3 separate regions of the Homo sapiens genome follow, and regions 1 and 3 are each linked to region 2. A link is a contact called in ENCODE Hi-C or POLR2A ChIA-PET data. All regions are on one chromosome and are shown on one strand. Each heading gives the region's core, a stretch centred on a gene start or an enhancer-like site at or near the end of the contact. The rest is flanking DNA. Distances are from core to core; before and after follow the strand shown. Region 1 holds the start of BCLAF3 (BCLAF1 and THRAP3 family member 3). Region 2 overlaps SH3KBP1 (SH3 domain containing kinase binding protein 1). Region 3 overlaps MAP7D2 (MAP7 domain containing 2).

Region 1 (4,442 bases), core at 1,802-4,301, 360 kb before region 2:
TTCTATAAAATCAGAACAGAAATTCGTAAGGAAATGAAAGGGTGAGATGGAGATTACTACAGTAACGGGAGAGAACCGGGCGGGAGAGAATACAAAGAAACAAAAATCTCAATAATAAAGTTTGAGTCAAAATAGAGACAGAAATAATGCTTTAGAAAGCCATATCAGTATCAATAAAGCAAACTTGAGGTCTACTGGAAATGCTGGAAATGGATGAAAGACGAAAATGATAAAACAGGCCGGTGCGGTGGCTCCTGCCTGTAACCCCAACACTTTGGGAGGCCAAGGCGGGTAGATCACTTGAGGTCACAAGTTCGAGACCAGCCTGGCCAACATGGTGAAACCACGTCTTCACTAAAAATACAAAAAGTAGCCGGGCATGGTGGTGGGTGCCTGTAATCCCAGCTACTCAGGTGGCTGAGGCAGAAGAATTGCTTGAACCTGGGAGGCGGAGGTTGCAGTGAGCCAAGATTGCATCATTGCACTCCAGCCTGGGTGACAAGAGAGAGACTCCGTCTCAAAAAAATAAATAAATAAATAAAAATAAAAAAATAAAACAGAGAACTAATACAGCTAATTGCTCTTCCTAAAAGAGAGATTAGAGCTAATGGAGCAGAAACAATTCTTGAAGATAGAATGGAAGAAAATGTTTCTGAATTGAGGCCATATATATGCAGGTGAAAAAGGACTCACACCTCTTAACCAGAAAGAAAAAGCATTATTTATTCTTACATTACAAAAACTTTAGTATGACCAGAGCATTGTGTACAAGGGGAAGAGAGGCTAGAGTTTGTATGCTGTTTGAAAGCATGTTCCCTGCCAAACAGGAAGCAAAGTCATATATGAAGAAAGGAAAATGATCATTTGCATAAGGCTTAAAAAGAGTGGTAAAAGGGTTTGTAACAGCAATTATTGGAAAAAAGATCACATAAAAGGGTCACATAAAATGATTACAAAGTGCTATCAGGCTCTCCACTGTGGTGGGCATCCACACATTTGTAGTGGCATCATTCTTTGATAGTTGTGTGGCTTTCTCCCCGCCCAAGCAGTGTTTGGAAATGTAGACGTAGGAATGGAAAATGCAGACTGGAGTTTTAAGTGGTAGTTTAATGTTAGGACAAGTCAAAGGGCAAAGCAGGGGGCTCTGCTTACAAGAGTGGTTGAAGGCTGGGCACAGTGGCTCCTGCCTGTAATCCCAACACTTAGGGAGGCCGAGGCAGCAGGATCACTTGAGCCTAGAAGTTCCAGAACAGCCTGGGCAACATGGCGAAACCCTGTCTCTACAAAAAAAAATTTTTTTTTTAATTAGCTGGGCATGGTGGTGCACGTCTGTTGCAACAGCTACTCTAGAGGCTGAGGCAGGAGTGTCACTTGAGCCCAGGAGTTTGAGGTTACAGTGAGCTATGATTATGCCACTGTACTCCAGCCAGGACCACGACCAAGTGAGACCCCTGACTCTTAAAAAAAAAAACAACAAAAAAAGGCCGGGACGCGGTGGCTCATGCCTGTCATCCCAGCACTTTGAGAGGCTGAGACAGGCGGATCACTTGAGATCAGGAGTTTGAGACCAGCCTGGCCAACATGGTGAAACCCCGTCTCTACTAAAAATACAAAAATTAGCCGGGCATGGTGGCGCACACCTGTAATCCCAGCTACTCAGGAGGCTGAGGCAGGAGGATCACTTGAACCTGGGAGGCAGAGGTTGCAGTGAGCCGAGATCGCACCACTGCACTCCAGCCTGGGTGACAAGAGCCAGACTCTATCTCTAAATAAATAAATAGGCCGTGCGCTGTGGCTCACGCCTGTAATCTCAGCACTCTGGGAGGCTGAGGCGGGAGGATCACCTGAGGTCAGGAGTTCGAGACCAGCCTGGCCGACATGGGGAAACCCTGTCTCTACTAAAAAAAAAAAAAAAATTAGCCGGGCATGGTGGCGCAGCCTGTAATCCCAGCTACTCAGGAGGCTGAGGCAGGAGAATCACTTGAACCCGGGAGGCAGAGGTTGCAGTGAACCGAGATCACACCACTGCACTCCAGCATGGGTGACAGAGATTCTGTCTCAAAATAAATAAATAAGTAAAAATAAAAAAGTGGTTGTAGTCAAAGGCTATGGGTTTAAGTTGGGTAGTGGGATTTCAACATTTAAGGTTTTAGAGATGGAGCAGTATCAAGTGATGAATATCTAGATTTTCTAGACTACGGGTGAACAAAGTAGAAGTAAAGGTCATTCGGATTGAGGAACTGAAGGAAACCAGGCTGGGTTGTGGATGTTGGATTCATTGGGAGGATGGCAGTAAATCAGATGGAGAGGAAAACTAATGCCAGACAGTCAGTAGGTGACAGTGACAAGGGAGGGCAAAAGGTGTTACTACCAGATGGCACAGAGCCTGAAAGAGCTATTTCACAAGGGGAAGAAAGAATATCAGTGTCAAGCGGAAAGCTTCAAGAGTGAAGAAGACACACTACCTTTGAGGCTGGTGCATGGAGTGTGGGAGGGGAGAAACCAAGCGAGTAGACAGAGATGAGGCAATCTTTTGAATTGGATGACGGATAGATGTTGGTACCATCCGACCATTTGGGAAGTCCAGAGGGGAGGCTTTGTTTTCCGGGAATATGCTTAATTTGAGGAGTGGGAAATGGATAGAGGGTAGGTGAATGGTTAGAGATCTGCACAAAGCTGGAAGGCCCACGGGATCAAGTTCTGCCCATGACTGAGGGGTGACCTCCAATCCCTGGGCCTTAACCCCCAGGATCCCTGGACCTGGAACGCCCATTAGGTCCCCTCCTTTCCGGCGAGAGGGCGGCAGAGGGCGCAGGCGCTCTAGCCGGACCCGGCGGGCGGGTGGCAGAGGGCGCAGGCGCCCTGGACAGAGCGGCCGCAGTGGGAACGGCCGGCAGGGGGCGCAGCGCTCTGGTCCGAGAAGCCCGGGCGGGGCACCCTCGCCGGGAGAGTAGAGGATAGGGGTCGGCTGGAGAACGGGCCCAGTGCGAGGCCGCGAGCAGTGGGCGGGGCCGGGGTGGGGGCGGGGCGAGGCGGTTCCGGAAGGAAGTGGTTCCGGGTCCCGCGGCCCGGCAGAGGTGGCTGGGGTGTCGCTGCTGTGGGAGGCGGCGGCAGAGTGAGGGGCGAGGCCCGAGGGGCCGGCGGCGGCGGCGGCGGCGGCGGCGGCGGCGGCGGCGGCGGCGGCGGCGGGGGCTTCCCGGCCGGGTGAGCGGCTCGGGGGGAGGCGGGGCGAGGAGGCCTGGGCCCGCAGGGAGGGCGTGTCCGCCACCCAGGAGGGGCGGTTCTCGGGGTGGCGGATGGGGCAGCGGGGAGGATGCGGCGGTCCGACTCGGGTTCTGTTGGGACAGCTCCTCTGCGCCCCGTAGGTCCCTCGGTCAGCGCCTTCCCTTGGGCGCGGCGACCCGGCGCGGGTTTCCAGGGGACAGCTGCCCGGCGCCCCTGAGGTCCCTCGACAGGCACGGCGACCCGGGCACCTGCTGCCGCGACCCTGATCCTCCGCCGTCGTCGGGCAGGTTGCGGTCCCCGCGGTTCCCTGCATCTGTTAAGAGGGCGGGGGCCGGGAAGGCGGTGTCCGGGGACGGTGCCCTTGTCCTCGAGGCGGCCCTGGACGCGTCGCCTGCGGGGCCTGAACCGAGGACCCCCCCGTACCCCGCTTTGTCCTGGTGAGGCGCTCCTGCCGCGCAGCGGCATCTTCCTCTGTTAACGTCGAGAATGAGTAGTGAAGGCTGCTCATTATCCTGCATTGTAAAGTAAAACTTGTCTTTTTAGAAGCGTCTCCTGAAAATTGGCGCATCTCCTGTGCTTCTCTGGGTTGTATTGGGAAACTGGGCCAGTCGCTGTCAGGACTGTCCTGTTGGTAGGTCTCGAGGGAAAGAAATGGGAGAGAAACCTACCCCGTAAATATTTTCCTACTCAGGTGCTTTTCGAACTACCTATTAGGTGATTGCCTTTTTTTTTTTTTTTTTTTTTCCTGGAACAAATTACAAACTGCAGGTAGAAATCAGGAAGGCCTCTTTAGGCTCCTCGCCAGGCAGCCTTTTTAGCATTTTTCTGAATGTGAACAGGTCCAAACGACAGAGCAGAATTTGAAAAGAAAGGTTTTGCTGCAGATTCATAACGAGGACTTTATTTTTCATTGGTATTTTAATGGTAATGGTATAGCAATGTTTTATTTTTAATGTTTTTTTTAAATGGCTACTAAAATTTTATTTTGAAATCACAGCTGTTTCAGTCACCCCCAAGAAACCTTTAAAACGTCTTATTAGAAACATTTTTATATATAGGAACATTTAGCCATTTATACACATTTCTAAGATAGAAATCACAATGAAGATACGTTGTTTCACTATTCCAAGTTCCAAGTAACCATGGTGAATATGGTTTCCCCATTCCAAGTAACCATTGTGAATGTGGTTATACACCTCCAGTCTTTTTCTATGCAG
Region 2 (4,239 bases), core at 889-3,388:
ACACTGCTGTGCTCACTTACCCTTCTGCACCAATCAAAATCTTTAGTAACTTTCTTTTTCTTTATTGTAAAATCCAGATAGATGATCCTAGCACTCCTTCACCCGTCCTGACCTCAGTCTGTCTTGGTGGCCTTGGTCCATGTGGCTGTTCTGCAGGTACCCCCCGTATATCCCCCTCCTGCTTATGTGTCCTCACTAACTTGACTCAGACCATGTTCCTGATGCCCGAGATGCCCTCTGCCTACCCACATTGCTATTTTTTGTTTGTTTTGCTTTATTTTGTTTTTGAGACAGGGTCTCACTCTGTCGCCCAGGCTGGAGTGCAATCGTGTGATCTCGGCTCACTGCAACTTCCACCTCCCAGGTTCGTGCGATTCTCCCACCTCAGCCTCCTGAGTAGCTGGGATTACAGGTGTGTGCCTGTACAGTAAATCATGCCTGGCTAATTTTTGTATTTCTAGTAGAGACGGGGTTTTACCATGTTGCTCAGGCTGGTCTTGAACTCCTGACCTCAAGTGATCCACGCGCCTCAGCCTCCCAAAGTGCTGTGATTACAGGCGTGAGCCACTGCAGCCGGCCTAGCCACTGCACCCGGCTTCCAGTTTGCTGGGTTTTTTTGGATAGCTAATCACACAGCCAGTCTTAACTCATGCTGCTTGGGCCCATTTTAGAGCTTGCTGCTTAAGAAAATCCTTTGTGCTCTATCATTTTGCTTTTATTATTTTTTTATACAACCTGCTGGGAAATCAAATCTCTTGCTATCCTGTGCTTGTGCAGATTTTTACTTTTATTTCCATAAAATGCCTGCCAGCCTTAACCTAGCATTCCAGTTTGCCGGAAGCGGTGTGTTCAGATGACAAGTGCCATGTAGGCTACCAGCTCCCAGAACCAGGGTTTGAATCCCAGCTCCACTGTTCCTGGCTGTGTCTTTTCGGGCATGTTGCTTACCCCCTCTGAGTCTGAGTTTCCTCAGCCATAAAGCAAGGGCCATAAAGCTGACCTCACAGGGCTGCTGCGAGGATTTACTCTGGCAGGGAGGAGTCTGTCAGTGGCACCCATAATTCTAGGAATTGTCACCCAACCCTGGCTGCTCTTTCTTGGGCCCTGGAAGTGGGAATGGAAGGGCTGTTGTGTCTGAGCCCAGTTTGCTGCTGAGGCTGGAATGCCATGACGTTAAGTAGGTTAAAATGGTGAAAAATCCACCTAAAATAGTTAAGTGTTCACAGTGGAGGAGATTTTAGCAAGAATTTGGAAAGAAAACATGCCATAAATATTTTGCTTGCTGAAAGTGGGAAGAATGGAGTCGGAGCCTGTAAAACCCTGCTGACATTATAGAAGATTGTTACTCTTCCTCTAAGTTAGGAATCGCCCAGAAGTTCATTGAGATGATTGTATACTATTGCTATTATAAAATGAATGGTTTCACCATGATCTGTTTAATATGCATTCTGATACGCATATTTATTGGATGTAGGAGTTGAGGTGAAAGACCTGAACTGCTGTTCTCTAAATTCTGTGTTCGCCGTAGAGGTTCCTGATAGACCCCGAATTCCTCTGACATTTACTTTGGTATCATTGAAGGTGGTTTCCCTTTGCCCTGCTTTTCTGTGCTGTAGCAGGAGTCACAGAGCAGGCTTTGCCCTCATTTTTAGCCCCAGATTGTCAGTTCATGTGGCTTTCTAGAAAATGAGTCAGACACCTTTAGTGGGTGTGTATAAGCCCTCTGCAGTTCCTGAAATAATGTGCAAAGACCCAAACTATTTCTGTATGTCCCTGGAAGCCAGGAGGAAATGTGGCAACCTGAATGGTTTGTTTTCTAGTTTATTTATAAAGAATTCTTGTGAATTTAGGAACATTTCCACTCGTGCAGAACACACCTGTGTTTAGCTTTTATTTCCAGTCACTCAAAAATAACTCCCGTGTCTGTGTTCCTGCCACCCCCATCCCTGCCTTCCTGATTTGTGCTCAGAGTGTGTTTGAAAAGGTTCCGAAGCTTCTGGGTCTCATCCCAACTGGAGAAGCTTCCTGGAGAAGGGCTGAGGGCAGCTTGGCAGGAGCTATGCCAGGGCTCAGCTGCAAGGGTGAGATGGCCATTGGAAGGTGTCCCACGCTGTGGCCGCTGCCGCTTGGGGCAGAATGAGCCCAGCTGTGGAGAGTGGCCATGTTCCCACTCTTGGCCAACAGCCTCCTGGCCTCAGAGCAACAGCCATTCCTCACAGCTCCCACTAACCTAGGAGGAAAGGCTTCCTCTGTGACCCTATTGTAAACAAGGACCTTTAGGTGTTTCTTATCAAACAGGCTTCCTTGGGTAGTTGTGTCTTTGACCCTTAAGCATACCCAACCTCCCTGTCTTCATTGTTTTAAGCCTATTTGATGACATCAAGATGAACGCTTAGAAAGCTAACGTTATTGGTCAAAATCGTGGAGTCGTAGAGATGGAGGGAAGGGAACGGAAGCAATATTAGCTAGCATTAATGTTCATGGAAGGAAACTGATAGACACACCCTAGAGAAAGAGGGGACCCAGGCCGGGCTCAGTGGCTCCCGTCTCTAATCCTAGCAGTTTGAGTGGCTGAGACGGGAGGATCACTTGAGCCTGGGAGTTTGAGACCAGCCTGAACAACATGGTGAAACCCCATCTTCACCAAAAAATACAAAAATTAGCCAGGTGTGGTGTTGTGTTCCTATAGTTCCAGCTACTTGGGAGGCTGAGGCGGGAGGGTTGCCTGAGCCCAGGAGGTTGAGGCTGCAGTGAGCCATAATTGTGCCACTGCACTCAGGCCTAGGGGACAGAGTGAGACCCTGTCCCCCAAACCACAAAAAAGAGGGGACCCAGAATATTAGCTAAAGACGGTTAGTGGCATCCCCAACACAGTAGTACAGTCATCTTTCCTTGGACCATGAGGATTATCCACTGAAGATTATTGACAACAATTTTAATTTGCACCCTGTCCTCTTCCCCTCACAATGTTCGTTCACTCATTCATTCATTCATTCATTCATTCATTCATACATCGAAGAATATTTATGGTGTGCCAGGAGCTGTGCAAAATGCTGGAATACAATGGTAAGCCAAAAATTCAAACCAGGAATTTTGCTTCTTTGTAGGGACCCCAAGTATTTGGAGCTAGACATGCTGTGAGGGCACAGTTAGAACCGCTCCTTTTCATCTCTACCTCAATATGTTTTCCTCCCTCCTGTCCCAGACAACAGTTGAACATTTAATTAACTTAATGATAGCTAGATCTTTCTCCAGGACCACAGCTTCCCAGCACAGGATTCTGAACCACTGGCAGCAAGAGCCCGGGACCATCATCACCATTCCCCTTTCCTCAGGAGTCTCCCCGGAGCTCAGCATTTCCCCTCATCTTCACAGCAACCCCGGGAATTAGGTGGGACCATGCGTGTTCTCTGCAGATTACAAAGGAGGAGCAGAGGCCCAGAGTGCTGAAGCAGCTTTCCCGAGGGACTCCCAGCAAGTCAGTGGCAGAGCCAGGTCAGAGGCATCTGCTGACCCTGGGCCAAGTGCTCTTGGAACTTGGGGGCTGGGCAAGGTGGTAACTGCGGGTGGAGTTCGTGTTTCCTGTGGGGCTGAGTCACTTCCAGAGGTGACTCTTGTCTACTCATTGAGAGTCCTCATTGTTACTGGATATCCAGGGCAAGTGTCTGTGGAGTTTCCTTTGTAAGGTAATGACATTATCATTGTTACTTAGCAGAAAAACAGTATTACCATGCCATCACCCCATCCTTTGTTGCTGATGCTCGCGTTTTGAAATCTATGTTTCCGATCTGTTAGGGTCAGGACATCACTGTGGTGGTTTCTGGATCATCCATGACTGTAGGAGTCCACTGCCACCTCTAAAAGAGTGAAATGATGGTCCATGCAGAGGGAATGATGAGTTCAGCTCAGGGTTGACATTGGTTCTTTTTGTGCCTGAGGCCTGCCTCCCCAACTGCTTTCTTCCAGTTTCTTCCCATGCCCAGAGTATTTTGCCTTCCTCTTTTCTTCCTAGCCTGGTTGCCACTTAGCTTTCCACTCGCTGTCGGGGGGCAAAAAAAAATGCAGGCGGGAGTCCTGAGGCCCTTCCTAAGACATTCTGTGATCAACTCTGTTATTTTTTTTGTTCTAATGTTTATTTCCCCTTCCTGCCTCCCTCCCATTAATTCATTAATGAACTAAAACATGTATTCATGAGAAAAATGTTTTCAGACTTCCTTGCTTCCCACCCCACAGGAAAAT
Region 3 (4,304 bases), core at 670-3,169, 440 kb before region 2:
AGTGGTAGTATCCTACAAAACTATAGAACAGTATCACAACTAAAATGTTACCACTGATACAATCAAGACAGAGTACATTTCATGATGCCTTTTATAGACATCCACTTCCCTCCCACCCCTACCCTCTCAACCCCTGGCAAGCATGTAGGCATGGATCTGTTCTCCATAAGTTCTTATGGAGTTCAAAGGTAAAACTGGGTCCCTGGTTTTAAAAAAAGAAAGAGATGGCCATAGACTGTGGCTCATGCCTGTAATCTCAGCACTTTAGGAGGCTGAGGCAGGAAGATTGCTTTAGCCTAGGAGTTCCAACATCAGCCTGGGCAACATAGGGAGACCTTGTCTCTACTGAAAAATAAAAAAATTAGCCAGGCATGGTGGCACATACCTGTGGTTCCAGCTACGTGGGAGGCTGAGGTGGGAGGATCACTTAAGCCCAAGAGTTGGAGGCTGCAGTGAGCAATGATCGTGCCACTGTACTCCAGTTTGGGCAACCAACAGAGTGATATCCTGTCTCAAAAAGATAAAAAAAAGATGATAAATGCACACAAATAGGGCACATGGACAAAGGATGATTGGGTAGGAAAGTTAGACATTTTAGGATTTCAGGCCATACATAAAGACTTTCTTTTGGAACTGAATTCAGCACTGTATTAGTCTATTTTCACACTGCTGATAAAGACATATCCAAGACTGGGAAGAAAAGGAGGTTTAATTGGACTTAGAGTTCCAAATGGCTGGGGAGGCCTCAGAATCATGGAGGGAGGCGAAAGGCATTTCTTACATGGCAGCGGCAAGAGAAAATGAGGAAGATGCAAACGCAGAAATAAAATCATCAGATCTCGTGAGACTTATTCACTACCATGAGAACAGTATGGGGAATACTGCCCCCATGATTGAAATTATCTCCCACCAGTTCCCTCCCACAACACCTGGGAATTATGGGAGTACAATTCAAGATGAGATTTGGGTGGGGACACAGAGCCAAACCATATCAAGCATTACTTCTTGGATACACTGTGTCTTTAGAGGGCATCTCCTGGTGTTAGTGTTCACAGTAATCTACCTCAATTCCTCTGGTTTAAATCTGGCTGTGTTTTGGTAATAACTGGTTTATTTGTTAGAGGCCATGGTTTGTGCTCCAGCCCTCCTTACCTCGGAATGAGCTCAAGGGCTTTTTGACAGCCTTTGGGAGAAACATGTAGAGTCAGAAGGTGGAAGCTGGAGATGAGTTAATTTGGCTTCTCTTGGAATGGATATTCTCAAAATGTTTGCTCAACAATTAAGCAGAAGAAGCAGATGCTGTGTGGAAGAAGCTTTACTCATCCAGTAAATCTCAATCCCGACTGAACTCAGACTTCCTTATCCACATGTGCCCCAGAGCAGCTAGACGTGCAGAGAGAGAATCACAGGAGGGAGCTGCCAGGCTTCTCACTGCAGGGTGGTAACCGCCAGCCACATGTGGCTATTAAGCGCCTAAAGTGTGCCCAGTGTGACTAAAGAACTGAACTGTAACTGTACTTAATTTTGATATGAAATTTAAATAGCCATGTATAGCTCATGGCTACCAAATGAACACAGAGATTCCACATTGCCCATGTTGGGCTGTTTGAGTCACTCCACCCCTTTCAGTGGGATAAAACTGAATTTAAAAAAGAAAGAGACGGCCATGCATTGTGGCATGAGCAAGGAGAGGCCTTACAGCTTCCCCCAGGGTCCTCTGTAACCCCTTCCCCACCCAGCATCAGCCCTAAAACATTGCTGAGCAAACATTTTCAAACCACTAGTGTGAGGAGGAAGCTGCTAATTAGCCTGCCTGGACAGGAGCCACATCTGTGTCCAGCTGGGCCAGCGCTTGGCTCACAGTACTGCTTACTTCATACTGCTCTAATGAGTCACACTTGACTTCTCTTTAGATTTGCAAGCTCATTCTTGGGGCCAGGTTAAGATTTGTTCCCTGCATGCATCACTTCGTTACAGCACTAAGACTAAGGTGTTACATTTCTTCCCGTGCCAGGGAAGCAGCACAGAAAAGCGGTAACTGAGAATGTGGGTCCTTTCCGCCAGATGTGAGAGATTAGGAAAAAAAAATTTAATGGTTTTTAAAGTGGGTCCTGAAGCCAGTTTCTTGCATTGGAATCTGGCTTCAAGTGCCTCTGTTTCTACACCTGTAAGACAAGGATCATCACAGCACCTCTGTCATCATAGGGTGGTTGGGCTGAGAAAGTCTGAGCAGTGCACTTTGTCCTTGGGAACTGCTCAGTTATTACCTCTTATTATGATGATGCTGGTGATGATGACTGTGAGCATGATAATAAAGATTTTCTGGAAAGATGATTTGAAGGTGTGACTCTCATGTGTGTCCATGAGAGGGCAGCCTAAAATCATGCATGTCTGTGGAACAAGCAGCCTCTGTAAAGCCTCAAGGTAATGTGGGCAGTTTCAAGTGTGTTTGGCCCTTTTTCTTCTCTGTTTTTCTTTTTTCCCTCTGTTTGAAGAGCGCTTTCAGCCATTTTCAGGCTTACTTTAGATACGGAGCAGGCCCATGAACACCTAGAGGGCAGCATGGGCAGTACAGAGCTAGGTTCAGGCCCTGCCTGGGTGGGTGAGTTTGTGTAGGTGCCAATGAGAGCGTCTGTCTAGGCGTCCTAGGCTTTTCTTTGTAACTTTTCACACAGAACTAATTCTTATTAATCAGACTCTTGAGGTAGACACTAGAACCTGACTGTGTTTAGAGAAAAAAGAAACTTGATTTTCTATGCTTGTTCCCCTTCCACTAACTTCACACCTGCCTCTGAGCATTGTGTGCATGCATTGGTGCCACCATGTAAGGGGACAGTGGCCGGAGCTGTATAGACCCAGAGTTGCATCAGCCACACATGGCTCTGGAACACACCAGGGGAGACTGAGTTACAGAGAGAGCAGAATAAGAGTCCTCAAACCATGTGGGAGCACAGAGCATCATAGGGCTGGGGGACAGTGGGGGTCTTGAAGATGGGCAGGGTTTAAACAGATGGAGCAGGGTAGAATAAAGGATGGCATGAGCTAGAAGGTGCATGGGAGAAAGGGCAGTGCTGAGGTAAAGTTGGGAAAAGAGTTTGGAGTCAGATTGCGGGGTGGCTGGAATGAGCTGAGGAGTTGGCCTTTAAATTTTTGATGACGTTCATATTGTTGATAGTGTCATAATGATTAAGAGATGACCAAAAACAAAATGAAGAATGGCACTTGGATTTTTCTAGTACTTATCTCATTTTAATATCCCTGATATTTAATCTAGGCTGCAAAACCAGATGTATGTGGGGAATCATGACAATCCAGTGTTTGTCACGCCATCCCCCTTCCTCATTCCCACTGCCTACACTGTGGGCCAGGCCTTCAGGCCTCCCTCCTGGACAGCAGCAGGAACCTCCTTAGAAGAAGCACAGGTTGCTGTGGCAGCAAGGCACACTATGATGCCAACTTGTGATGCTCCCAGAGAGGAAGGCACAGATGCTGGGGAAGTGAACCTGGTTATATTAACATGAAAGCTGACTTCTAAAGAATGGTGTGCTTCTTTGGGAGGCCGAGGCGGGTGGATCATGAGGTCAGGAGATCGAGACCATCCTGGCTAACAAGGTGAAACCCCGTCTCTACTAAAAATACAAAAAATTAGCCGGGCGCGGTGGCGGGCGCCTGTAGTCCCAGCTACTCGGGAGGCTGAGGCAGGAGAATGGCGTGAACCCGGGAAGCGGAGCTTGCAGTGAGCCGAGATTGCACCACTGCAGTCCGCAGTCCGGCCTGGGCGACAGAGCGAGACTCCGTCTCAAAAAAAAAAAAAAAAGAATGGTGTGCTTAAATATTATATACATAATATACTGGGTCCAGTTGTAACAGAGTGCAGTAAATTATTTGTAATCCTAAAATGATCATGAAGATCCATTTAATCTTTTGTTTAGAAAGCCCTTTAGGGTTCTGCAGGGGTTGGTTGGAGATGAAAAGCTCCAGGGATATTTCTCAGACATTTTCGGGGAAGTTGTCATTTGTTCCATCTTATTTGTTGTAGATATTTGGATGATTCTAAGATACTAAGATTGACATTGGCACAAACTTGGCAGAACCAAAATTGAACTTGAGTGTTGTCTTTCATAGTGCTCACCCAAGGAGCTCATACGTTGGCTCCTTTCAGAAAGTAGGCCGGGCATGGTGGCTCACACCTGTAATCCCAGCACTTTGGGAGGCCAAGGTGGGCGAATCATCTGAGGTCAGGAGTTTGAGACTAGCCTGGCCAACATGATGAAACCCCATCTCTACTAAAAATACAAAAATTA

Evidence for each region. A loop is a pair of places that touch in the nucleus more often than their neighbours do. ChIA-PET counts read pairs that join two places held with the same protein, here RNA polymerase II (POLR2A). Pooled maps may share reads with other maps.
Region 1: a pooled map shows a loop between it and region 2 (5-fold over the local background). The contact joins the promoter of BCLAF3 here to the enhancer-like site in region 2. A Hi-C loop is called at or near these places in 4 of 50 pooled maps. POLR2A ChIA-PET finds 5 or more read pairs at or near these places in 2 of 52 experiments (OCI-LY7 and naive thymus-derived CD8-positive, alpha-beta T cell).
Region 3: a pooled map shows a loop between it and region 2 (6-fold over the local background). The contact joins two enhancer-like sites. A Hi-C loop is called at or near these places in 1 of 37 single-sample maps with no recorded cell type and 4 of 50 pooled maps. POLR2A ChIA-PET finds 5 or more read pairs at or near these places in 1 of 52 experiments (IMR-90).

What each region holds. Positions count from the first base shown.
Region 1 is chrX:19,989,670-19,994,111 of GRCh38, reverse strand. It overlaps BCLAF3 (BCLAF1 and THRAP3 family member 3), which reads left to right and starts at 3,051. Exons shown (of 12, transcript NM_001367774.2): 1 at 3,051-3,204. LOC729609 (a long non-coding RNA gene) reads left to right here and starts at 4,333. Exons shown (of 2, transcript NR_024440.1): 1 at 4,333-4,426. RefSeq lists silencers at 2,709-3,138, 3,179-3,228, 3,299-3,668.
Region 2 is chrX:19,625,155-19,629,393 of GRCh38, reverse strand. All of the region lies in intron 8 of SH3KBP1 (SH3 domain containing kinase binding protein 1), which reads left to right. Among named protein-coding and RNA genes, the nearest start is that of MAP3K15, 110 kb to the right of the region's middle. RefSeq lists an enhancer at 3,039-4,238. Within about 2 kb of position 2,138, at least 5 of the 41 ENCODE cell types and tissues checked have a DNase peak (open chromatin) inside an H3K27ac peak, as active enhancers do.
Region 3 is chrX:20,065,431-20,069,734 of GRCh38, reverse strand. The region is part of intron 1 of MAP7D2 (MAP7 domain containing 2); the gene reads left to right. Among named protein-coding and RNA genes, the nearest start is that of MAP7D2, 49 kb to the left of the region's middle. Within about 2 kb of position 1,919, at least 4 of the 41 ENCODE cell types and tissues checked have a DNase peak (open chromatin) inside an H3K27ac peak, as active enhancers do.